Linked DNA regions of Mus musculus: regions 2 and 3 are each linked to region 1. A link is a loop called in an ENCODE intact Hi-C map of the cell type or tissue named here. Cell type or tissue: heart. All regions are shown on one strand.

Region 1 (8,000 bases):
CTCTGTCTTTCTCTCTGTCTCCCCCGCCCCATTTATTTTGTTTTATGTGTATGAGTATTTTGCCTGCATGCATGTGTGTGTACCACGTGTGTACCTGGGGCCGATGCCTGTCAGAAGAGGCTGTCAGATCCCTTGGAGCAGTTGTGAGCCATCAATCATGTAGGTTCTAGAAACCAAACACAGGCCCTCTGCACGAGCCACAAGCGCTCTTCACTGAGCCCTCTCTCCAGCCCCTTAAAAGCTCTTATTGGTTCCTTTTTTTTTTTTTTTTTTTTTTTTGGTTTTTCAAGACAGGGTTTCTCTGTGTGTCCTGGCTGTCCTGGAACTCACTCTGTAGACCAGGCTGGTCTCGAACTCAGAAATCTGCCTGCCTCTGCCTCCCTAGTGCTGGGATTAAAGGCGTGTGCTACCACGCCCGGCACTGATTCCTTTTCTAGACTGCATTTGACAGTAGAAAAGGAAAGAAAAGTGGCTCCTCTGTGTGGGTCCTCTACTTAACTTCGGCAGAGTCAAAGGTTGGCAATAAGGCAGCACCCAAGTCTGCCTTGGGGACAGGCAGGACACACACGTGATGGCTGCAGATGAGAGGGAACAGTGTCACCTGGAAATAAAAAAAGACTGGCTTAATGAGTAAGATCACTGGCTGCTCTTCCAGAGGACCTGAGTTCACTTCTCAGCACCCATGTGGCAGCTCACAACTGCCTGTAACTCCAGTTCCAGGGGATCTGATGCCCTTTGCTGGCCTCTGTGGATGCAGCATTGAAAAGCCATTGCACCTGGGGTTTACTCTGAAGTGATGGCCACTTAGCCTTGAAGTGATCTCTTGTAAATATCAGTGATTGTTTTCTGGAATGTATAGGGTTGCTCTTACTTGGGAATTTCAGAACTTCAGTCATAAGACACTCCTGGAAAATCTGCGATTCTTAAAATGACTGCGTTTGCTTAGGTAATGGTTCCTTAAGACAACTCCTAGGTCTGATAAGATATTTTGGTATGCAGGAATTGCCTTGCTAAACTGCCGTTTGTGTAAGAATCGGTAAAAAGTGCCTCTGCAAAGCTGCTACTGTTCATTCAGAACTGACCCCTCCTGCTGAGAAGCCTAAACCCATCCATCAGTATCACTTGATCATCCCATGGAACCCAGGTGGGCACCAGGCACGTGAGTGATACACAGACATGCAAACAAAACTCTGATTTAAAAAAAAAAAAAAAAGATTTATTTCATGTGGTTGCTGGGAATTGAACTCAGGACCTTTAGAAGAGCAGTCAGTGCTCTTAACTGCTGAGCCATCTCTCCAGCCCCCTGATTTTTTTTTTTTTTTTTTTGGGGTCTGGGTAGTGGTATCGCACGCCTTTAATCCCAGCATTCAGGGAAGCAGAGGCAAGCAGATCTCTGAGTTCGAGGCCAGCCTGGTCTACAGAGTGAGTTCCAGGACAGCCAGGGCTACACAGAGAAACCCTGTCTTGAAAAACCAAAGAGAGAGAGAGAGAAAGAGAGAGAGGAGAGAGGAGAAAAGAGAGGGGAGAGGGGAGAGGGGAGAGGGGAGAGGGGAGAGGGGAGAGGGGAGAGGGGAGAGGGGAGAGGAGGGGAGAAGGAGAGAAGGAGGGGGGGAGAGGAGAGGAGGAGGAGAGAGGAGGAGAGAGGAGAGAGAAGGGTTAGTACATTTAGAGACTTTCCCTGAACTATGGAGTGGTTTCAGTTTGGCAGGCGGTACTTTCTACCTGATGAGTTCTTCAGCCTGAATGATGCTTCCACCAAGGCATCAGCTGTGCTAAGGTCTGGGGGCCTGTTGCGGTTATCATACCCTGCTAACCCAACTAACCAATCTCATACCCTGCTAACCCAACTAACCAATCACCTTTCCTTTTTTTTTTTTTTTTTTCTTTTTTTATGTATTTGAGTACACTGTCTTCAGACACCAGAAGAGGGCATCAGATCCCATTACTGATGGTTGTGAGTCACCATGTGAGTGCTGGGAATTGAGCGCAGGACCCCTGGAAGAACAGTCAGTTCTCTTAACTGCTGAGCCATCTCTCTGGCCCCAACCTTTCCTTTTTAGACAAGTTATTACATAACTAGTCTGAACTCACTATTTAGACCAGGTTAGCCTCAAATTAAAGAATACTCACCTGCCTCTACCTCTTAAGTGCTGGGACTAAAGGCGGGGCCCGCCATGCCCAGCCCAATCTTTTCACAGTGTTTTTAGTTTTGGTTGGGAGGCAGTGTGGAGGATCAAGTCCAAGGCCTAAGCAGGCCCTCCACTGCCATGCTTCCTCACTGCGCAGGTATAACACAGCCTTCAAAACCAAACTGTCTGAAGTCTGGCACTACTAACTTAACAGTTGTTTAAGTGCCTTACTTTCTCAGTTTCCTTCTCTGTAAAGTGGGCATGACCATAACATTACCTACTCCTAAAGGTTGCCACGGTTAGATATGTGAGGTGCTGAGTCTGGCTGCCACAACCCAGTCCATTCCCCAGGCTCATCTTACCCAGCAGTCATTCCTGTGCCCCTGAAACAAATTGCATTTACTTAGTAAAGTGGTCTCCTTTTTTGGTTTGTGTTGCTGAGACAGGGTCTCAAGTAGCCCAGGCTGGCCTTAAGTTTTCTCAGTACAGCTGAAACTCACCTTGAACTTCTGATCCTCCTGTCTCAGCCTCCCAGATGATAAGGGTTACAAGCATGCACCACACTTGCTTCAGATCCCCTTGCCTTGTTTAAACCAGTTCAGAATTGTGTCTGCTGCTTGTACTCCGTGTGAACTGCTGACAATGTCCATTGTGTAAGCAGCCTGTAACACACCGGCGCCTCTGAACTGCCCTCGCTTCTGCCGATATCACAAAGAAAACTGTGATGGCCTTCATGTCTGTCTCTTTAGATAAATGCACTAGCTTGCCAGAGGAATCTATCTGTACTTAGCAGGAAATCACTACACCATTGGGTTTTATTTATGAATTTGGTGCTAGAGTTTGAGCCAATGCTCCCTTGCATGCAAACCTCTACCACTAAGCTACACCCAGCCTCCTCTCTGATCTTAGTGTCTAGAATCTGACTCTTTCTTCCACTTTCTTTTTTTCTTTCATTTCTACAAGAATGCAAGCCCTTTCTAAAGCGGAGAACAGACAGAGTGACTATGACTGAGGTACAAAAACAAACAGCTGTACAGCTGGGTTACACACAAACAGCTGGCACCCGTCCATGCCTCATGTCTATAATTTCAGTGCTTAGAAGGCGATGCAGGGGGATTGGCATGAGTTTGACAGTACCCTAAGCTACGTAATGAGTTCCAGGGTTATAAGGTGATAGACTGCCTCAAAAACTCAAACCAACCGAACCAACAAAACAACCCCTCTTCTTGGGTAACTCCATTCCTGTCATGGTCAATGACTGACTCTGTGATTTTTCAGATTGAAAATTCTGAAGAGATTGGATAGCTCCATGGGCTGGGTACAGAACTTGCCTATCATGCTCAAGTCTCTGGGTTCCATCCTGGAACCTTTAAAAATGAAAAAGGGAAGCTGGACGGAGGTGGCTCATGCCTTTAATCCCAGCACTTGTGAGGCAGAGGCAGGTGGATTTCTGAGTTTGAGGCCAGCCTGGTCTACAGAGTGAGTTCCAGGACAGCCAGGGCTACACAGAGAAACCCTGTCTCGAAACAAACAAACAAACAAAAAATTGAGAAAGGGTGTGCAGTGCTGATAGCTGAGCAGTTGAAAACCTTTGTTACCTGCCTGGTGATGGTGGCACACACGTTAATCCTAGCACTCAGGAGACAGAGGCAGGTGGAGCTCTGTGAGTTTGAGGCCAGCCTGGTCTACAGAGTGAGTTCCAGGATAGCCAAGACTATACAGTGAAAGCCTATCACAAACAACTTTGCTCCTCTTATAGAGGGATCAGGGTTTGGTACTTCATAACCACTGATAACTCTAGTTCCAGGGGATTCTACATCTCTGACCTTTGCTAACAACTCATGTGCACACACCCAATGCACATACCTGGACACACGCATATACATAATTTTCTTTGTAATTCTTAAGGTTCTTAAGGAGAAAAAAAAATCTTACGGGTCTGGAAAGATGGCTCTAAGGATAAGACCACTTGTTGCTCTTGCAGAGAACCACAGTTCTAATCCTGGATCCGACATCTTCTTCTGGCTGTCCTGGGCACGGGCACACAAGGGGTCCAAAGACATACATGTAAATATGGAGAGAGAGAGAGAGAGGGAGAGAGAGAGATTGAGAGAGAGAGAGAGAGAGAGAATAAAAACAAGTCTTTTAAAAGAAAACAGGCTTCAAAACCTAGCCAGTGTAAACGAGCTTGGTGTCCTCTTGTGCATTGTGTAAGGCTGTGATAGTGACCCATGGGAAAGAGGTCATACCCTATCTACCTGCTACAAATGTCAGTGTCACGTAAACGCGAAGAGGAGGTATGCCTTCCTCTCCCTGTAGGATTGCTTGCAATCATTGGAATCCACTGGTGTAGGACGCTGAAATGGGTTACAAAGACTGGGTCCTCCCCCTCTCTGGAAGTATGCAGTTTTTCTCATCAATCTCTTTCAAATTGTGTGAAGGCCGTCCACGTGAAATGACCACGCACATGCTGGGTCCTTCACTTGTAGGGTTTTTGCTCTCAGTGGACCCGCCTCCTCCGCGCCTGCCATTTCACTTTGGCGCCATCTGGCGCCCATTAAGCAAGTCACGTCGCATTAGGCTTTCTGTTCTACTGTCTTTCCCAGATTGAATTTGTACCTGTCCCTTTAAGAAGTTTCGCCTGGGCGGAAGAACTCGAGGGCACAGAAGGAGAAAATACACTTGAAACTCCCTTCAGATTGGTTCAGGCCGGAGAAGGGGCGGGCCGTAGCTAAAATTCACGTATATGACTGGGTCCTCCTCCGGCTCCGCCCCGGGAACGCACTGAGAAGCCGTGATTGGTCAGAACTCTGGAGGCGGCTCCGAGCGCGGCGCGGGGTCCGCTCCCGCGCGGGTTGGACTAGTGGGCGGAATGTCCACGGCTGGTGACGGTGAGCGCGGTACTGTGGGACAAGAAGACTCTGCTGCTGCCCGCCCGTTCAGATTCAGTCCGGAGCCCACGCTTGAGGACATGTAAGCAGTCCTTGTCCGTCCTCGGATGGAGAAACTAACCTTTTTGTGGTAATGAGGAGGGTCCCTCCACGTGGTCCAGAAGAACAACACGTCCGAGGCCATCCGGGTCCTCCTGGCTGACCTCTGGAGAACCTAGCTAAATAAACATTATGTGCACAGTGCACACCTGAGGCCGGGGAAATTGGGTGACGCCCCCGGGCATGTTAAGTACCAACCTTTAATACAACCTTGGAGAGATAACAGAGGTCTGTTAGAACCTCTGCACCCCAGGAGAGATGGGTAGTTGGACAGGGGAAGCTGAAGTGTAGAATTCTTTTTTCTTGCAGAATGTCAAGGAAGGCCCCAGTGGGCAGTGTCTCAAAACTGCATCCTGTGAGTTAGTTAGACCTAGATGTGTGGAGATAGGGGCGTTAAGGTGGAGTACCGGAAGAAGTAGCAGTAGGAAAATGGAATAATAAAGGGTGTTGCTTAATTTGGCTTGAGGTTAAAATCTGTACAGGGGCACGTTCATTTCCAGATGATAAGAAAGTCTTAGCCGGGCAGTGGTGGCGAACACCTTTAGTCCCAGCATTTGGGAGGCAGAGGCAGGTGGATTTCTGAGTTTGAGGCCAGCCTGGTCTACAGAGTGAGTTCCAGAACAGCCAGGGCTACACAGAGAAACCCTGTCTTGAACACCACCCCCAACCCCAATGAAAGGCTTGTTAGGGCTGGAGAGATGGCTCAGTGGTTAAAGAGCACTGACTGCTCTTCCAGAGGTCCTGAGTTCATGAGTTCAGTTCCCAGCAACCACATACATGGTGGCTCACAACCATCTGTAATGGGATCTGATGCCCTCTTCTGGCGTGTCTGAGAAGAGTGTCAGTGTACTCACAAACATAAAATAGGTAAATAAATCTTTTTTAAAAAGTCTTGTTAAAAGTTAGTAACATAAGGACATCCAAGATGTTTGACTGTAGGATTCAGAGTCCCATGCCCTTTCTAGATGTATGCCAGGCACCTGCGTCTTGTCCTCTAACCCTGAGACTTGAACCTCCACCCCTTTACTTTATTCCAGCCGACGCCTCCATGCAGAGTTTGCAGCTGAGCGGGACTGGGAGCAGTTCCACCAGCCTCGGAACCTGCTGCTAGCCTTGGTGGGAGAAGTGGGCGAGCTGGCAGAACTCTTGTGAGTAGATGGAGTCTTCCTGGAAGAGGCTGTTTGGGGTTGGGGAAACAATGTATTTTAGCCTCAAAAACTGTGGTTGGTTTTATTTTCCTTACTGCTGTATTCTGTGCTGCTGCTAGGGATACAGAGATGACAGACGAGTCCCAGCCCTGGTGGGTGCTGGGGACAGTTTCCAGGGAGAGTGAAATGTAGAAACAGTGAGGCAGACCTAGGTCTAAGAAGAACAGTTGTCAGCAGGGCTGTGGTGGTGCACGTTTTTAATCCAGTATTCAGAAGGCAGGCAGGTGAATATGTAACTTTGAGGCCAGCCTGCTTTACAGCATGAGTTTTATGACAGCCAGGGGTACACAGAGAGACCCTGTCTCAAAGGAAAAAAGAAGGTATATGGGGACGGGGGTGGTGAACAGTTGTCACCGGCATTTTACCTCTGTGTAAGGCTGAAATAAGGAATTTAAAAGGGTGGCCTGCCAGACAGAGAACTTCCTTTACAAAGGTAGTGCAGGGGCTGCTGAGATGTCTCAGTGCTGATGAGCACTTCCTGCTCTTGCAGAAGAGCTGAGTCAGTTCCCAGCACCCCTGTGCCAGGTCACAACGTCCCATAACTCCAGTTTCAGGGGATCTGACACTCTTTTCTAGCCTTAAAGGTTCCTGCATATGCATAGTATACATGCAAACACGTGCTTACATATGTCTGCAGAATAAATAAATCTGGTTTGTTTTTTTTTTTAATAGTGAGAGAAGGGGCAAGTTAAAATCTGGGAGAATTCAGAATTATCTTTCCCAAGAAAGAGGGAGGATTTTTGTATCTGTTTTTGTTCTCTGTATGCCCTAAGTATCTGGCCCATCATAGGCATGATGTAGAAGATGGAACTGTGGAAGGTAGGGCAAGAGGCAAATCCAGGTTGATAAGACTGGAGTTAGGTGATAAAAGAGTTCAGACAGAAAGCCACATCTAACCTGAGAAGCAGAAAGATATCTGGGCCTGCGGGGCAGATTGGACGCCTGAGAGAATGGATTAGAGCAGGCTAGTGAACAGGCTGGTGTGGACCTAAATATGGGCGGTCGTTGTGGGATGAAGGGTAGAGGGCATACAAGATGCATCTGAGGGTGGTCCATCGCCTGTTTACAGATGGATCAGCATCGGTTGTGTTCCAGGTCATCTGGAAGCAGGATGGGACCTTGGACCAGACTGCCTCCATTCCTGGTGGAAGGAGACTGATAGCACAATTTTAAGTGGTCTAGAACTGTGACAAGGATTAAGGGGAAATTAAGTCAAATGTGGTGGTATGTGATGTGACCCCAGGGCTTGAGAGGCAGAGGCTGGGGGATTACATGTTCATCCTTGGCCACATAGAGACTCTGAAACCTGAGTTATGTAAGAGCCTGTCTTGGGATTGGAAGGGGAGAATAACACAAGGAGATGAGAAAGTAAGTTTCTGAGATGGGAACCTCTGAGTTGAAACCTAAGTATTAAGAACGGGAAATCTAGGAGGATTGGGGCGGGGGTGTTACTCATAGTAGAAGGAACAGTGACCACAAACAGGGGAGGTGATCAGGCTTTGTGTAGGAGAGGGATGGGTGGGGGAGGTAACAGGAAGGTGAATGCCCGCAATGACTCGGGTCTGGGGTTTGGTTTGGAGTGACAGCAGCTAGGGCCAGTGAAAAATAGACTTGGACCTCGGAGTGTCTCAGCAAGTGTTCTCTTGGTTACTCCCATAGCTTAGGTAGAGTCA
Region 2 (8,000 bases), 250 kb before region 1:
CATATCTTGATATCTGTATATGCCAATATTCACAGCTATTTGGGACATTGGAGATGATTGTTTTAACATAGGCATTAGAGACCAGCCTCAAACACAAAGTAAGATCTCATTTCAAAAGAATAAATATGCTAAGCATTCATGGTACATGCCTTTAACCTCAGCACTCAGGAGACAGAGGTAAGTGGATCTCTGTTAGTTTGAGGCTAGCCTGGTCTCCAGAAAGAGTTCCAGGACAGCCTGGGCTACAATAGAAGCCCTATCTCAAAAAAAAAAAAAAAAAAGAAATAAAGAAAGAAAGAAAAGAAAAGAAAAGAAAAGAAAAAGAAAAAGAAAAAAAGAAGAAAAAAGAAAAAGAAAGAGAAATGTCAGCTGTGGTGGTTCATACCTATTATCCCAGCACTTAGGGCAAGCCAAGGCAGAATGACTGCTATGAATTCAAAGTTGGCTTGAGCTAGAGACTTAGACCCCCACCCCCTTAAAAAGGAAAAGAGAGAGAAGGGAGAAACACAGAGCTGAAGACAGAGCTGATCTGGTAGGATAGCTGACCAGTACCCTCAGAGTCTGAGACTTCATGCCTGAACCACATAGAATTGAGTGTCACGGTGGTACACTGGAGGCAAGAGGATCACAACTACTTAAGAGTATTCTCAGCTATACAGATTGAGGCCAGTTAAATTATGTGAGATTGTCTTTAAAAAGAAAAGAAAGAAAAGAAGGAAGAAAAGATAATAGTAGGAGAACTTAAATCCACATTGCCATGTTTCAGAACATTGAAGAAGCCAGGATGGTGGTATAGGTCTTTCTTCTTAGCACTGGGAGGCAGAGACAGAAATCTCTGAGTTCAAGGCCAGCCTGATCTACAAGTCAAATTTTAGAACACAAAGGGTTACAAAGAGAAACTCTGTCTCGAGAAAACAATGACAACAACAAAAAAAAAAAAAAAAGAGAGAGAAAAAAATGAAAACAAAACAAATAAGCAAAACCAAACTAAACAACAACAACAAAAAAAAAAAACATAGAAAAACCTAATACTCTTAGTGCTCTCCCTAGTAGTGCCTGGGTAACACCTTCCCTTATTCAGCCTCAGTTTGGTTGTACTATCACCAAACCCTACATAGAAAACACATGCAGTAATCATTCACAACCTATTCTCTCATCATGTCATACAGTTTCTCCCATTAACATCAGCACACAAAATTTTATCTGAAGGTGAGCTCACCTGTGTGAGCAGAGACCACACCCCCTGTGAGAGTCTGCACTTCCACGGTGCCGTGCTGTACTGAAGGAAATCACACCTAAAACAGGAGAAGCAGCAGCAGTGAGGACACGACCCACATGTGTCAATCCATACTCATCTAAGGTTACGTACACCAGCTTTATTGGACTTTAAAATACATCCGAAGTCACTTCACAGAACAGTAACAGGGAAAGCTCATGCTTCAGAAAGTCATACAGTAAACTAGGCAAGGCTGTAGTAAATTGGGCAAGGCTCAGCCTTGGGGGTGGGGGTGGAGAAATGCTTCAGGGATTTAAGAGTATTCATTGCTCCTGCAGAGGTCCTGGGTTTTGTCCCAAGCACCTATATAGCAGCTCACAATAGCTCCAGCTCCAGTGGCCCAGATTATTCTTCTGGCCTGTCTGGACACCAAGCATGGATGTGGTGTATATACATGTTGTGGCAACAAAGCACAAAGTGTTTTGTACGGAGAATCTCACAGGGTTGTACATTCTGGCTGGGTAAGAGCAGAGAAGAAGACAACAAAACGTTTTAAAAGCTAAAAGTACTTAAAGCTCTGACAGACAACTGAAGGACAGAAACTTCTCATCTAGAAGTTAACAACGCCTCCTGGATGCCTGACAGCTTCCTTGTCTTTTCAATGAGGACTTAACAGAAATGAGGGCGGAGTTCCCCAAAACAAAAAGCAAATAGTTATAAAGTAAAGGAGGGCTATTTGAATACAGAAAGAGCGAGGTGGAACGGCCAAAGAACTTTAAAGAAAACGCTTTTCGTTTTTGGAGACAGGGTTTCTCTGTGTAGCCCTGGCTGTCCTGGAACTCACTTTGTAGACCAGGCTGTCCTCAAACTCAGAAATCTGCCTGCCTCTGCCTCCCAAGTGCTGGGACTAAAGGCGTGCGCCACCAACCGCCCGGCAAGAAAGAGCTTTATAAGCAGACTTAAGTGAGGAAGGCGCCAAGGAGCCCTAACAGCCGGAAACAAGCAGGGTTAATAAAGTATTCAAGATCCGGAAGCATTTGCCTAGTTAATTCCTTATCTAGGTGTTGTGCTGCCTTGATTCACCCTTCAGAAATTCCAAGGATTGGAGGTAATCCAAAACCATGAGGCCCCAACTATGGACTCCAGCCTTCTTTATGACCTCCCAATACCCCCCCACCCCCCCCGCAGTGGACTGACCCAGCATGACCCTTGACCTCTGCCAAGTTTTGACTCCTCAGACGGCGGCCCCGCCCCCTCGCGGTCGCCCACCCCACCCAACGTGCTCGACCGGCTGGGGGAGGCGCCGGCGCGTGCGCGGCCCGGAGGCGGGGTGAGCCGGCGGCGCGCACGGCCAGATTGGGGAGGGGAGGAGGGGGGGATTCCCGCCAGAACCCGATCCCATAGACCGGGTCACAGGACTCAGATGTCCGCGTCCGTCGGCGCCCCCACATCCACAGACCGCAAAGAGCTCGGGAAGGAAGGGTTCGTGCGCCAAGTCTCGGGCTCCTAAATGGCTTATGGTGGGCGCGCGCCCGGACTACTCGTCCCGTGCACCCCTTTCCCTCGTCCGCGCCCCCGAGGGGAGGCAGGTTGGTGGGCGGGCAGAAGCGCACCTGGGTCCGTCCTCTCGAGGGCTGCTCGTTCGCGCACGCGTGCGCAGAAGGGCAGGAGGGGGGCGAGGCGCCGCTCTGACACCAGGTGCCGCTCGGCCCGACGCCCTCCCCCCCACCCCCGGCTCCGGGAGCGCGCGCAGGCAACCTCGCTCGCCAGCCCCGGGGCCCCGCCGGGCGGTGCGCGCGCAGCACCCCGGGAAGGTGGGAAGCGGCGCTCGCAGATGCGCGCGCAGGCACCCGTCAGGGGAGGGGAAAGTGTGGGGCCTCCGCCATCTTGTCTCCCTCTCCTTACCTGCGTCCTCGGGGGCGTGCTCACCACCCCCCCTCCCGCCGAGGAGGGGGGAGGGCCCCCTCTTGGTCGCCGCCTTCACCACTTTAAATTCCCCTAAGGGCCGTAACACGAGCCACCCCGATGCTCCCACCGCTTCCAGTCACGCCGCGAAGAGGTGCTTGGTGAGTTGAAGAAAAAGGAGACGCTACTCCCAGCGACCCCGCCGCCGCCTCCGCTGCTCCCGAGGCCTCACCAAAATGGCCGCCGCCGTCTCGGCCGCCACCGCCACTAGCACCACCACTACCACCACCACCAAGGCTCGTTATCGCTACCGCCAGAGCGGCCCGTCTTCTCGCGATACACAGTAACTGGAGGCTGAAGGGGCGGGTAGGCTCGCGTGCTAGCGTAGGACTGTGCGGCGCAAAGCAAGGTGGGAGTTGTAGTTCGCTCCGAGGCTCCATGCTGGCCCAGCACGCTTCAATAGGTCTGAAACTCGTGCTGCATTGCAGCTGCCCACTGGGACCACCCTTTGGATTTCGGAGTTTTTGTTCTTACATATCACCCAGTGAAATGAAACAAATGAGTAGAAGAGCTTAGACCTACTGATTCCTACAGCAGTTACTTTTTGTTTTTGAAAGGTGAGGTCTAACAATGTAGCCTTGGCTGACATGGACTCGCTATGTAGATCAAGCTAACCTTAAACTTACAAAGTTGCTCCTGCGTCTGCCTGGAATGAACGTATGCACCACCACTACCAGCTGCGGTTGACTTTGTAACACCGGTTTTCCCAAGAACTCTCAAATACAAGTACCATAGGTTTGCAGTCTTTTACATTTAAGAACTATTTTGAGAGGTTGAGAACATAGCTCAGTGATTAAGAATATTGGCTGCTTCCACTTTGAGAGGACATTCTATCTCCACACTAAAGAAGCTCCTAACAGTTATTCCAGTTCCAAGGAATCCGACACCCTCTTCTGGCCTCAGAGAGCAATACACAAACACGGTGCACAGACATACACGCAAGTAAAACTCCCATTCAAGTCAAATAAAAATCCTTAAGGAAAAAAAGGCTGGGTGGTGGTGGCTCATGGCTTTTAATCCCAATAGAGGCTGACGAATCTCTGACTTCAGAGCCATCCTGGTCTATGAAGCTAGCTCTAGGACAACCAAAGCTACAGAGAAAAATTCCTGTGTCTAGGGGGGAAAAAATCTCTTAGAGAATCTGATACTCCCTTCCGATTTTAAGGATGCATTTATTATCTACAACGGTTCCAAGGAAGATTTTGAGCCATTGGTTACATAACAAGACCCTGCCCCAAAACATAACTAATAATTAAGAAAACAGGATAAAAATAAATCAGCGATGGACAGAGGAGAAGCTATTGAGGGGAAATGGAAGTTGAATAGAGACTGGAAGAAAGATTCTTTACAGCTAGGTATGGTAGCATAAATGCACAATCCCAATTTACTGGTTGAGGCCAACCTGTGCTGTTGCATAAGTCAATACAAACAACCACACAGAGCACACACACACTAATATTCTAAAGTTCAAGATTATCCTGTCTAAAAAAAAGGATATGCATATAATCTTATAGTAACTATGTGTTGCTTTTTTTCACTTTAGTACTTTAAAGGTGTGTGTGTGTGTTTAAATAATTTACAGAGGCAGAGCTGGAGAGATGTTTTAAGTGGTTAAGAGCACTGGCTGCTCTTCTAGAGAACACAGGGTTTGATTCTCAGCACCCACATGGAAGCTTTTAACAGTTTCTAACTTTAGTCTTAAGGGAATTGAAACCTTCTAATACATAGACATACATTCAGGCAAACACTTATAAAAATAAATTCTAAAATTACAGAGGTAATAAATATTTGCTTTTGTAAAAATAAATGTAGTATGAATTATCAGTAAAAGGATTATCTGCAAAAAAAAAAAAAATTCCTAAATGTTCCCAGTACCCTGCCTAGAGAATTCTACCCAGAAGTAATCAGTGTTGAGTCCCCTATATCTAAATGATACCATAGTATGAATTGTTTCACACTTTTGCTTACACTTTGGCAATTTATAATTGTTTTACATTTTGCCTTTTCAGACTTATAATATCTAGAAAGATTAATAAAGATAGTGATGGGGCCAGATGTGGTGGCACCTCTCATTCCTGCACCCAGCAGGCATTAGCAGGGAAAATCTCTGAATTCAAGTCCAGGCTGGTTTACATAGTGAGACCCTATCTTTTTATGTCCCGTCCCCACCCCTCCACTTGTCCCTGTATGTCCCCTCCTCACCCCACCAAAAGAAAGAAAGAAGGTAGTGGAAGAAAGATGACTCAGCAGTTAAGAGTACTGGCTGAGCCAGGCGTAGTGGTGCACACCTTTAATCCCAGTACTTGGTAGGCAGAGGCAGGTGGATTTCTGAGTTCGAGGCCAGCCTGGTCTACAAAGTGAGTTCCAGGATAGCCAGAGCTATACAGAGAAACCCTGTCTCGGAAAAAAAAAAAAAAAAAAAAAAAAGTACTGGCTGGCTCAGGCTAGAGGACCTGACTTTAGTTTCTGGGACCAACAAGGCAGCTGGCAAACATCTTGCCTCTGCACTGCACACATTGCACAGGCAGAGATTTGCCACTAAGCCTGATGTGAATTTGATGCCTGAAACTCAAAAAGTAGAAGGAGAATAACGGTCTCTATTTCAGTTGGTAGAGTGTTTCCCTAACATTTGTGAAACCTTGGGTTCAATTCTTAGTGTCATTTTAAACAGATGTGCTAGCATAGAGCTATAATGTGGCATACAGCATCATTCTGGAGGAGGTGGCAGGAAGATACTAAGTTCAGGGTTATCTAGTGAGTCTTGAGACCAGCATGGACTATATGAAATTCTGCTAAAAAGAAAAATAACTAGCCCAGTTGGTAGTGTGCTTCTAGTGCATGCACAAAGCCATAGGCTGGCTGTCAGCACTACATAAAACTTGCTTTGGAAATGCATGCCTATAGTCCAGTACTTGAAGACTGAGGCAAGATGATCTCATGAGGCCACTTGGGTCCACATAGTGAATTCCCAGCCAGTCAGGTGTATATGGTGAGACCCTGTCTCAGAAAAACAAAAACGGAGGGGGTTGCATGTAGTTGAGTTGGTAGTGTGTTTGCTTCAACTGGAAATGATAATCCTAGTACCAGGGAAGTGGATACAGGAGAACCAGCAGTTCAGGGCTATTCTTACCCACATTACAAGTTTGAGGACAGCCTAAACTTAAACCCTGAAAGTTGTGATTCTGTATCTGTAATTCTAGTACTTAGAAGTTCAAGACCAGCCTGGGCTATATAGTTTCAGACCAGAGCTGGCTAAGATTACACACCTGTAATCCCAGCAAATGGGAGGTAAAGCTTTGAGGATCAGGAGTTAAGAGTTATCTGAGCAGCCCAGCGAGTTTGAGGCCAACCTGGGTTATAGTCCCACTCAAAACCAACAGCAAAAGATGCCAGGGGTGGTGGCACAGTAGTCCACAAGCCAGCTTTGATAGACTTTTTTTTTTTAAATCTTTATTTTCTTTTTTTTTTTTTTTTTTTTTTTTTTTTTTTTTTAAAGATTTATTTATTTATTATATGTAAGTACGCTGTAGCTGTCTTCAGACACTCCAGAAGAAGGAGTCAGATCTTGTTACGGATGGTTGTGAGCCACCATGTGGTTGCTGGGATTTGAACTCTGGACCTTCGGAAGAGCAGTCGGGTGCTCTAACCCACTGAGCCATCTCACCAGCCCTTGATAGACTTTTGCAAGTAGCACAGCTAATTGACAAAGATGGTGATAGTTTGCCCTAGAGGATAGTCCTGTACAAAGACAACGTATATGGGGCTGGAGAAGGGAGCTTAATGGTTAAGAGAAGCTACTGTCTCTCCAGAGGACCCCAGTTCTGTTGCCAGCACCCACATAACAGTTCACACACCTGCCTATAGCTCCAGTGTCAGAGGATCTGATGCCCTCTTCTGGCCTTCTTTGGGCACAAGGTATTTATGTGGTGCACAAACATATATAGGCAGGCAAAACATACATAAAAGAGAAAAACAGAAAAAACATGAGCATATATCTTTGTCTAAATATATCTGTAATATATCCTCATTATATATGTAATGCCTCTAATGACATTCAGTATTATTGTTTTTGGTTTTTTTTTTCTTTTTTTTTTTTTTTTTTTTCCGAGACAGGGTTTCTCTGTGTAATCCTGGCTGTCCTGGAACTCACTCTGTAGACCAGGCTGGCCTTGAACTCAGAAATCCGCCTGCCTCTGCCGACATTCAGTATTATTAATATAGCTTCATAATTGGTTTTTTTTCAATGTTGGATTTCACCCAGGGCTTATACCAGGTTGGGCCAGTGCTCTGAGTTTTATCCTTAGTTAACTATTTTACATCTAACTATTCATATTGGGAAATTCTTTTCTCAAAAGTAAAAAAGATATTTATCTGCTTCCTTTTAAAATGCTCTGTCTCTCTCTCTGTGTATGTGGGGTGTCTATATGTGTATGTATGTCCATGTTCCTGTGTCGCTGGGTAGACATGTGAGTGCACTTGCACCTGTGTTCACATGCATGCAGAGGACCAAGTCATTACACACTCGGACAGTCTCTCTCCTCTTAACATTCTAAACGTCCTTGGCTGATTACAATAGGCCCAGGTTTGTTTGTTTGGTTGTTGTTGTTGTTAAAGGTATCTACATGTATCTGCATCACTGAAAGCACTCCTGTTCATTCAAAGCCTAGCTCTGAAGTAGGGAAAAGCTTGGTGTGATGGCAGGTGTCTGTAATCCCAGCACTCTAGAGATTGAAGGAGGATGAAAAATTTGAAGCCAACACAATAGAAAAAAGGACAAGCCAGGTGTGTGAGGTAGTGTTGAGGCAAACCTGTAATCTTG
Region 3 (8,000 bases), 82 kb before region 1:
CAGTCCTCTGGAGACGGGGACAAGAGGATCCTCAGTTCATAGAGAAGTCAAGGCCAGTCTGAGGTAAAGAGAGACCATTCCTGGACAGACACATCACTACTAGATCTGGACATCTGACACCCAAAAGGCTTAGCAGAGTCTTCAGAATCTTCAAACTTGCTGGCTGTGAAAACCCTTGATTATAGTATGCAGGAAGCTGAGCGCAGCGAATTGGCTCGTTAGCTGTCAAGACTACCAAACTTGCTTCAGTAGAAGAGTAGAAAATGATTAGATTAGATTAGATTAGATTAGATGATACTGACGACACGACTGTTCCATGCGAGAGTTAGGGGAAAGTCTTTATCTTATTTCTAATTGTCGATAGGAGAGAGAGAACAGCCAAAGCCATCTGGAAGAGTGCAGAGCACAGGGAGACAGGGAGAAAGGCTGAACAGGGCCCGCAGACTGGGCGGGGCCAGGGCTATCTGCAGGTATTCCTTCTACGCTCCGCCCAACAGTTACCTAGCAACAGCCAGGTAGGTCTGGCTTGCTATAAAAGGGCCTGTTTGGCCCACCTTCCTTCTTTCTCTTCTCTTCTTTCTCTTCTCTTCTCTTCTCTTCTCTTCTCTTCTCTTCTCTTCTCTTCTCTTCTCTTCTCTTCTTCTCTTCTCTCTTTTCTCCTCTCTTTTCTTCTCTTCTCTTCTCTTCTCTTCTCTCCCCTTCCCCCTCCCCCTTCCCTTCTGGAACTCTTCAGTGTCACTCTCCGAACTGTCCCGCACGCTTGTGAGAAAATCAAGAAACGAGGAATCAAACACAAGATTTGGAAAGGGAAGAAATTAAAGGTCGTCCTATGTTAGTATCTCTGGAGTGGCCCCTCAGCACCTGTAAAACCTGAGAGCAGAAGAAACGAGAAGGGAGAAAAGCAGAGGAGGAAGGGTGTCTACCCTAAGAGCCCTAGGCTTCCATTCTTCCTAATACAGGACAAACGGCTCAGGGGAAAGTTTACAAAGCGCAGGCCGAGCTCGCGAGGAGACGCCCGGCGCCTCCCTCTCTCACTCCCGCAGGCATTCCGGGCATCCTGTTAGAATGGCCTGAACGCCCTCTGCTCTACACGGCCCGGACCCACGGTGACCCCGGGACCACGGTGAAGCAGAGACAGCCGGCCCCAACAACCAATCCTGGGAGGAGTGGGCGGTGCCTCGCGGCGCGGAGGCGGAGCTGTTTCTCTGGCAACGAGCCCGCATCGCGGAGGGGGAGGGGAGGGCGAGGGAGGGGGGAGTGGGCGCGGGTGTCACTGTCGTAGCTCGGCGGGCTAGCAGGCTCTGGGCTCCAGAGCCTGGTTGTGCGGTCAAACGGGCGTCCGTCCGCGTTCCCGGTGCCAGTCCGAGTGCCCCGAGGCTGAGGCGAGGAGCTAGCCGCCTCCCCCGCTGGCGCCGGGAAGCGTCGCTCCTTCTCGCTGACCTTGGTCTCACTTGCCGCTTCGCCCTTGGCCACACTCAGTAGCCAGCACATGGTCGGAGAAACCTGCAGACAGGTCCCCGGTTAGGCCGAGACCCGCGATACAGACACACAAACTGCTGTTGCCCTTCCCGCCGGCTCCGGGGCGTCGGGTCGCCCCCACCCCCCGAGGCCCGGGAGATCCAGTCCAGGGTTAATGCCAACGAGTTTCCACCTCCAGCCGCTCCTAGAGAGGCCGCGGCGCGAGCCAGCGGGGGGAACTGGCCAGGGACGGACACTTCCTGTGCGGGGGGAGGGGGCAGGGGCGCAGTAGCCCGGCCGGGGCTAGGGGCCGAGACTAGAGGGTCTCGGGCTGGGAGTTGTGGCTGGGGGACGGCCGGAGGAGTCGCCTCGCCCCTCACCTCCGAGGCCACGACGCGCGGGGGCCGGTGAGGGCCACGAGACAATCGGGGACCTTGGGAGGGGGGCGGGGCAGCGGACAGGGGCGGGGCCGGAGAGGCCCAGGGTCAAGACGTCCGGCCTTCGCGGCCGAAGCCAGGCCGCCCGGTCTCCTCGGAGGCTCTGAACGCGCGGGTGGCGAGGGCTCGGGGCTCCAGGCACTCGAACTGGGTCGTAGGATCGTCCGCCATCGCCACCGCCGCCGCACTGGGAACTGGCAGGGATGGAGCGGGAGGCGTCGTCGTGGGGCCTGGAGTCCCGGGATGTGCACAGTCCCAACGCAGTGGGCAGCCCCGAAGGGTCTCTCAAAGGTGAGGGAAGGACCGCGCCTCTTAGGAGTGTGCCAGAAAACTGGGCTGTGGCCTGCGGGAGGGAAATAAGGCCGGAATCTTAAACACTTGGAAGTGGGGTGGAGGGTGGAGACTGAGTGCCCCGGGTCTTTAGAGGGGAGGTGGTACATTTTGTCACCTCACTTGTAGGGGCCAATGACCCTGCTTGGGGAGTGGGAAGAGAATTTTGGGACAATTAATGGACCCAATGACCTTCCAGACCCCCATTCAATCTGGATTTTCTGTAATTCTCAGATCCTGCAGGCAACACAAGTGAGAATGAAGAAGGGGAAATTTCTCAGCGAGAAGGCAATGGGGACTATGAAGTTGAAGAAATACCTTTTGGGCTTGAACCCCAAAGCCCAGAGTTTGAGCCACAAAGCCCAGAATTTGAATCCCAGAGCCCCAGGTTTGAGCCTGAAAGCCCAGGGTTTGAATCCCGAAGCCCTGGGTTTGTGCCCCCAAGCCCTGAGTTTGCACCCAGAAGTCCTGAATCAGATCCTCAGAGCCCGGAGTTTGAATCCCAGAGTCCTAAGTATGAGCCCCGAAGCCCTGGCTGCCATCCCAGGAGCCCTGGCTGTGAACCTGGGAGTCCTAGGTATGAACCCAAAAGCCCTGGGTACGGTTCAAAGAGCCCCGAATTTGAATCTCAAAGTCCAGGGTATGAATCTCAGAGCCCCGGGTATGAACCGCAGAACTCTGGAGATGGCGTTCAGAATTCTGAGTTCAAAACCCATAGCCCTGAGTTTGAAACTCAAAGTTCCAAATTCCAGGAAGGTGCAGAGATGCCTCTGAGCCCCGAGGAAAAGAATCCCTTGAGCATCTCCCTAGGAGTCCACCCCCTGGATTCCTTTACTCAAGGGTTTGGGGAGCAGCCCACAGGAGCGCTGCCTCCATTTGACATGCCTTCGGGGGCTCTGCTGGCTGCACCCCAGTTTGAGATGCTCCAGAATCCACTGAATCTGACAGGAACCCTGCGTGGGCCAGGCCGTAGGGGTGGCCGGGCCAGGGGTGGGCAAGGCCCTCGACCTAACATCTGTGGCATCTGCGGGAAGAGCTTTGGACGAGGCTCGACCCTGATCCAGCACCAGCGCATCCATACCGGCGAGAAGCCTTACAAATGTGAGGTTTGCAGCAAGGCCTTTTCCCAGAGCTCTGACCTCATCAAACACCAGCGCACGCATACAGGCGAGCGGCCCTACAAGTGTCCCAGGTGCGGCAAGGCCTTCGCTGATAGCTCTTACCTACTCCGCCACCAGCGTACCCACTCTGGCCAGAAGCCCTACAAATGTCCACACTGTGGGAAGGCCTTTGGCGACAGCTCCTACCTCCTGCGACACCAGCGCACCCACAGCCACGAGAGGCCCTACAGCTGCCCCGAGTGTGGCAAGTGCTATAGCCAGAACTCGTCCCTGCGCAGTCACCAAAGGGTGCACACTGGGCAACGGCCTTTCAGCTGTGGCATCTGTGGCAAAAGCTTCTCCCAACGGTCAGCACTTATCCCCCACGCCCGCAGCCACGCCCGTGAAAAGCCCTTCAAGTGCCCAGAGTGCGGCAAGCGCTTCGGCCAGAGCTCAGTTCTGGCCATCCATGCCCGCACCCACCTGCCAGGCCGCACGTACAGCTGCCCCGATTGTGGCAAGACCTTCAACCGCTCCTCTACACTCATTCAGCACCAGCGTTCCCACACAGGCGAGAGGCCGTACCGCTGCGCTGTGTGTGGCAAGGGCTTCTGTCGCTCCTCCACGCTGCTACAGCACCATCGCGTGCATAGTGGGGAGCGACCTTATAAGTGTGATGACTGTGGAAAGGCCTTCTCGCAGAGCTCCGACCTCATCCGCCACCAGCGGACCCACGCAGCCGGCCGCCGTTAACCAGTCACGGGTGGGGAGGTGGTGTGCAGAAGAGATGGGGTCAAGGAATTTATGGATAGAGGAAAAGCTGGTGGAGAATAGAAGGACGAAATATTCTAGAAGATGGGTCAGGGTGCAGGAAGTCACATGCCCTCAAGAAGTATGAGAGTTGGGCTATGGAGGGGTTGGAGGGAGGCCAGACAGGCACCAGGAGCAAGTCTGCCTCAGCAGCAGTGAGCTCTTTATCTGGGAGGCCCTGTTCTGGCAAAGTACTAGATGGGGAGGGGGGAGGGCAAGGGAGTGTCAGTTAGAGTAGGGTAGCTTAGATTGGTAGCTGCTGAGACCCTTGTGAAACCAGGAAGAGGGCAAAGGGTAGGCAGTGGGGAGTGAGGCCCAAGGGTAGGGTCTGGATCTCAGAGTAAACTGCCTTGTCTTCCTCAGGTTTTGGAGCCCTGTGAGTTCAATAAACCTTTTATGTGGTAAGAGATTCGTCCTTAAGATGTGTATGTGGACAGTTCCCTGAGCAGTGGGAGATAGCAGTCAGAGCTGCAGCTGCTGAGGCCTTGCCAGGGTACTGCCCCAGAAGTGCTTTTATGATCAGTGGGTTAGTGAGATCTTCGCATTCGAAGTTCAGAGAATGGTTTATTTGCCCATGGGCACCAAAGCTCACGTGCTTTTGCATGCTGCACAGACTCAAAGGGACTGATTGTAGGAGGTGTGAAACACTTCTCAGCTCTCCCTAAACTAAAAGTCTGTGCTTCTGTCAGAAAACCACATGGGGGTGCTCATACCTAGGTGTGACTGCTCCCCATCGAGTGTTGGCTTAATCCCACCCTGTACCTGAGTTAGCACTTCCAGGCACCTCCAGTAGATCATCAGTAGATCTGATCTCTTCTCTCCTCTCCCCTCCCCTCCCCTCCCCTCCCCTCCCCTCCCCTCCCCTCCCCTCCTCTCCTCTCCTCTTCTCTTCTCTTCTCTCTCTCTCTCTCTCTCTCCATTTTTTTTTTGTTTTTGTTTTTTTTTGTTTTTCGAGACAGGGTTTCTCTGTGTAGCCCTGGCTGTCCTGGAACTCACTTTGTAGACCAGCCTGGCCTTGAACTCAGAAATCCGCCTGCCCCTGCCTCCCAGGTGCTGGGATTAAAGGTGTGCGCCACCACCACCTGGCTAGATCTTCTGTCTAGGCTCTTGAGACTGGAGCAGGCAGCTGCACTTCAGCTCCACTCAAAGAGGAGGCCAGGTACTTGTTTGACCAAGAATATGGAAACACTTCTCCAGCCCCTTTACCAGCCAGTGTGACCAGCTGGGCATGGTTGGTCTGCTTTCCCTGGTACCGTGTATCAGTTGAAGGGGCCACCTTGCATCTACCCCGTTTTCCCATCCAAGTTCCAGACTCAGGCTGATGCAGACTTATAATCGGTGAGAATGGAGGATTCTAGAGTATGGGCATTTGTCACCTTAGCAGAAGAGAGCAGGCCACACCATGGGGAATCTTTTGGGAGCACATTTTGAGGCAGTGCCTACTGGGAGGGCCTGCTGAAGCATCAGAGTTTGCTCCTGTTTCACAGAAGTGGACACAGGCAGCCACAGAGGGCAGTGACTGTTTAGGCACTGTGTGTCTAAGACCAGATTTGACCTTCACACTCCATTTACCTAGCTCCACCTCAGCGCTTGGCCGCATCGGCACATTTTGAGTGTCCTTGGTCCTTGGACCTGGTGACATTCCCATGCTTAGGGCCTTCAAACTCATAAAAGCAAAGCTCCTAAGGCCGTTTCCACCCAGCCGGTCACGGTCCGCACCGCTGGAAGGAACCACATGGTCCAATTCCATCTGCCTGGTTTTCAAAGTTAAAGTAGACCATTATTGTTCTAGTGAACTCTTACAGTAACTGAAGGGCCTTTATGAACTTCATGCAAGCAGGCCTCTGTTGCAGCTGCCGCCTCCTCTCTTTCCCTCCTTCCCCCTGCCCTTCCTCCCCTCCTTCCTCCTTGAAACGGTATGTCACTATATAACTCACCCTGGCCTGGAGCTCAAGCTCTTACTGCTGAAGTCTAAGTGCTAGGAGCACAAGTGTGCAGCACCATGCCCAGTTTATGTAAGGTTGGGATCAACCCCAGGGCAGGGGAGTCCCGTTAACTACATTAGTCCCCTGCTTACCTGCTTAGACTGGCAGTTACAACTTCTGCACTCTACCAATGGAGCTACATCAAAGACTTCATACCAGGCAATTTTATTTTATTTTATTTCATTTTATTTTGAGATAGGGTCTTTCTGTGTAGCCCCAGCTGAGCTGGTACACTCTGTGTAAACCAGGCTGGCCTCAAACTCACAGAAATCCACCTACCTCTGACGCATGCATCATTATGCTTGGCTTTTAAACATTCAACTCTATCATTTTATATTTGGATTTATTTATTTTATATTTGGATTTATTGCGGTACAGGAGCTTGAGTGCGGGATGTGGCGTTTGTTGGACAACTGTTCTAGTGCTGAGAGACATCTGCAGCTTCAAATACTTTTGTTTATTTCATTTGGTTGGTTGGTTTTGGTTTTTGAAATATGTAGCCCTGGCTGTTCTGCAGCTCTGTAGACCAGGCTGGCCTTGAACTCACTGTGTAGACCAGGCTGGCCTCGAACTCAGAAATCTGCCTGCCTCTGCCTCCCAAGTGCTGGGATTAAAGGTGTGCACCACCACTGCCTGGCTCAAGTATGTATTTTTTAATTAATTTTTTATATAGTCTCACTATTTAGTATTATTTAACCTGGAATTCCCAATGTAGACCAGGCAGGCCTCAACTTCACAGAGATTTAACTGTCTATGTGTTCTGGTAGAAAATGCATCTTTTTGATAAGTGGTAGTGGTATACACCTTTAGCAGACGAATCTCATGAGTTCCAGGACAGCTAGGGCTACACAGAGAAACCATCTCAAAAACAAAGCATTTTTATTTTCTGGGTTTTTATTGTTGTTTGTTTCGTTTTGCTTTGTTTTTGAGACAGGCCTAGGTTAGCCTGGACTTTACCCAGGGTAACCTTGAACTCATGGCAGCTCTCTTGCCTCTACTTCTCAAGGGCTGGGGTTTCAGGCAGAGCTCTCTGGCTTCCTTGGAGTCAATTTTTGATTTTATAAATTTTATTTTTTTTATATGTATGAGTGTTTTGCCTGCGCGCACACACACAGTAAGTGTGTGTATAATAAGAATGTCCCTGGAGCCAGCAGAGAGAAGAGGGCGTGGCCCCTCTGGAGCTGGAATTGCAGATGAAGCTGAGAACTAAAGCTGGGTCCAGTGCTTTTTGTCTCTCGGCCAGAAGTTTCTTCCTAATGAGTTGGTACAACAAGAGTTCTTGACCATCAAGACATCTCTTCAGCTCTGAGATTTTTATCTTTTAGCCTATCACTTATATGGATTATATATGTGGCATGGGCTTTGTAACAAGGCCACAGACCTTAGCACAACTGACTCCATGATGGAAGTATCATTCAGGCTGTAAAACTCAGCATGTGGACAGCACCACCTGCCAAAACTAAAACAAGGAACGAATCCACTGAAGTCCAGAGTTCTAGGAGAGCCTCTGAATGCACTAACCTTGAGTTTTGGCTTTTTTTTTTTTTTTTTTTGACAGGGTTTCTCTGTATAGCCCTGGCTGTCCTGGAACTCACTCTGTAGACCAGGTTAGCCTCGAACTCAGAAATCCACCTGCCTCTGCCTCCCAAATGCTGGAATTAAAGGCGTGCACCACCACTGCCCGGCAGAGTTTTTGTTTCTTAAATTACACCTCTGGCTAACTGTTCTGGTCAACCCAGACCATGTTTTTATGCTAAAAGCCCACCATGAGAAAGGCTTGGGCTACCCTGGGATCCCAAACTCCCAGTGTAGTCACCGGGCGGCTAATAAAGACTTTTATTGGCTTAACCCATGTCCAAGCAGTCTGCTCTGGTAGATAA

Evidence for each region. Hi-C counts contacts between places; a loop is a spot of excess contacts. Peaks named below come from ENCODE experiments on the same cell type or tissue, not always from the same donor. Only the 100,000 strongest peaks of a DNase experiment are listed, where the experiment ranks them.
Region 2: a loop joins it to region 1, with 2.5 times the contacts of the local background. A loop is called at or near these places in 3 of 42 quality-filtered maps.
Region 3: a loop joins it to region 1, with 2.3 times the contacts of the local background. A loop is called at or near these places in 16 of 42 quality-filtered maps.

Annotation. Positions count from the first base shown.
Region 1 is chr7:127,257,625-127,265,624 of GRCm38, reverse strand. It overlaps Dctpp1 (dCTP pyrophosphatase 1), which reads left to right and starts at 4,958. Exons shown (of 3, transcript NM_023203.1): 1 at 4,958-5,102; 2 at 6,157-6,267. The coding sequence starts at 5,002. In heart, a CTCF peak has its summit at 4,689 (motif pointing left); a DNase peak (open chromatin) is centred at 4,814; H3K4me3 peaks cover 2,632 bases; H3K27ac peaks cover 1,298 bases.
Region 2 is chr7:127,507,460-127,515,459 of GRCm38, reverse strand. Srcap (Snf2-related CREBBP activator protein) reads right to left here and starts at 3,477. Exons shown (of 34, transcript NM_001304266.1): 1 at 3,122-3,477; 2 at 1,220-1,295. It overlaps 1700008J07Rik (RIKEN cDNA 1700008J07 gene), which reads left to right and starts at 2,591. Exons shown (of 1, transcript NR_024331.1): 1 at 2,591-5,022. In heart, a CTCF peak has its summit at 4,078 (motif pointing left); DNase peaks (open chromatin) are centred at 2,579, 3,129 and 3,449; H3K4me3 peaks cover 3,149 bases; H3K27ac peaks cover 2,625 bases.
Region 3 is chr7:127,339,335-127,347,334 of GRCm38, reverse strand. It overlaps Zfp768 (zinc finger protein 768), which reads left to right and starts at 2,021. Exons shown (of 2, transcript NM_146202.1): 1 at 2,021-2,186; 2 at 2,460-4,540. The coding sequence starts at 2,099. The coding sequence ends at 4,078. In heart, a CTCF peak has its summit at 4,824; DNase peaks (open chromatin) are centred at 444, 1,134, 1,664, 3,534 and 1 weaker place; H3K4me3 peaks cover 4,381 bases; H3K27ac peaks cover 2,609 bases.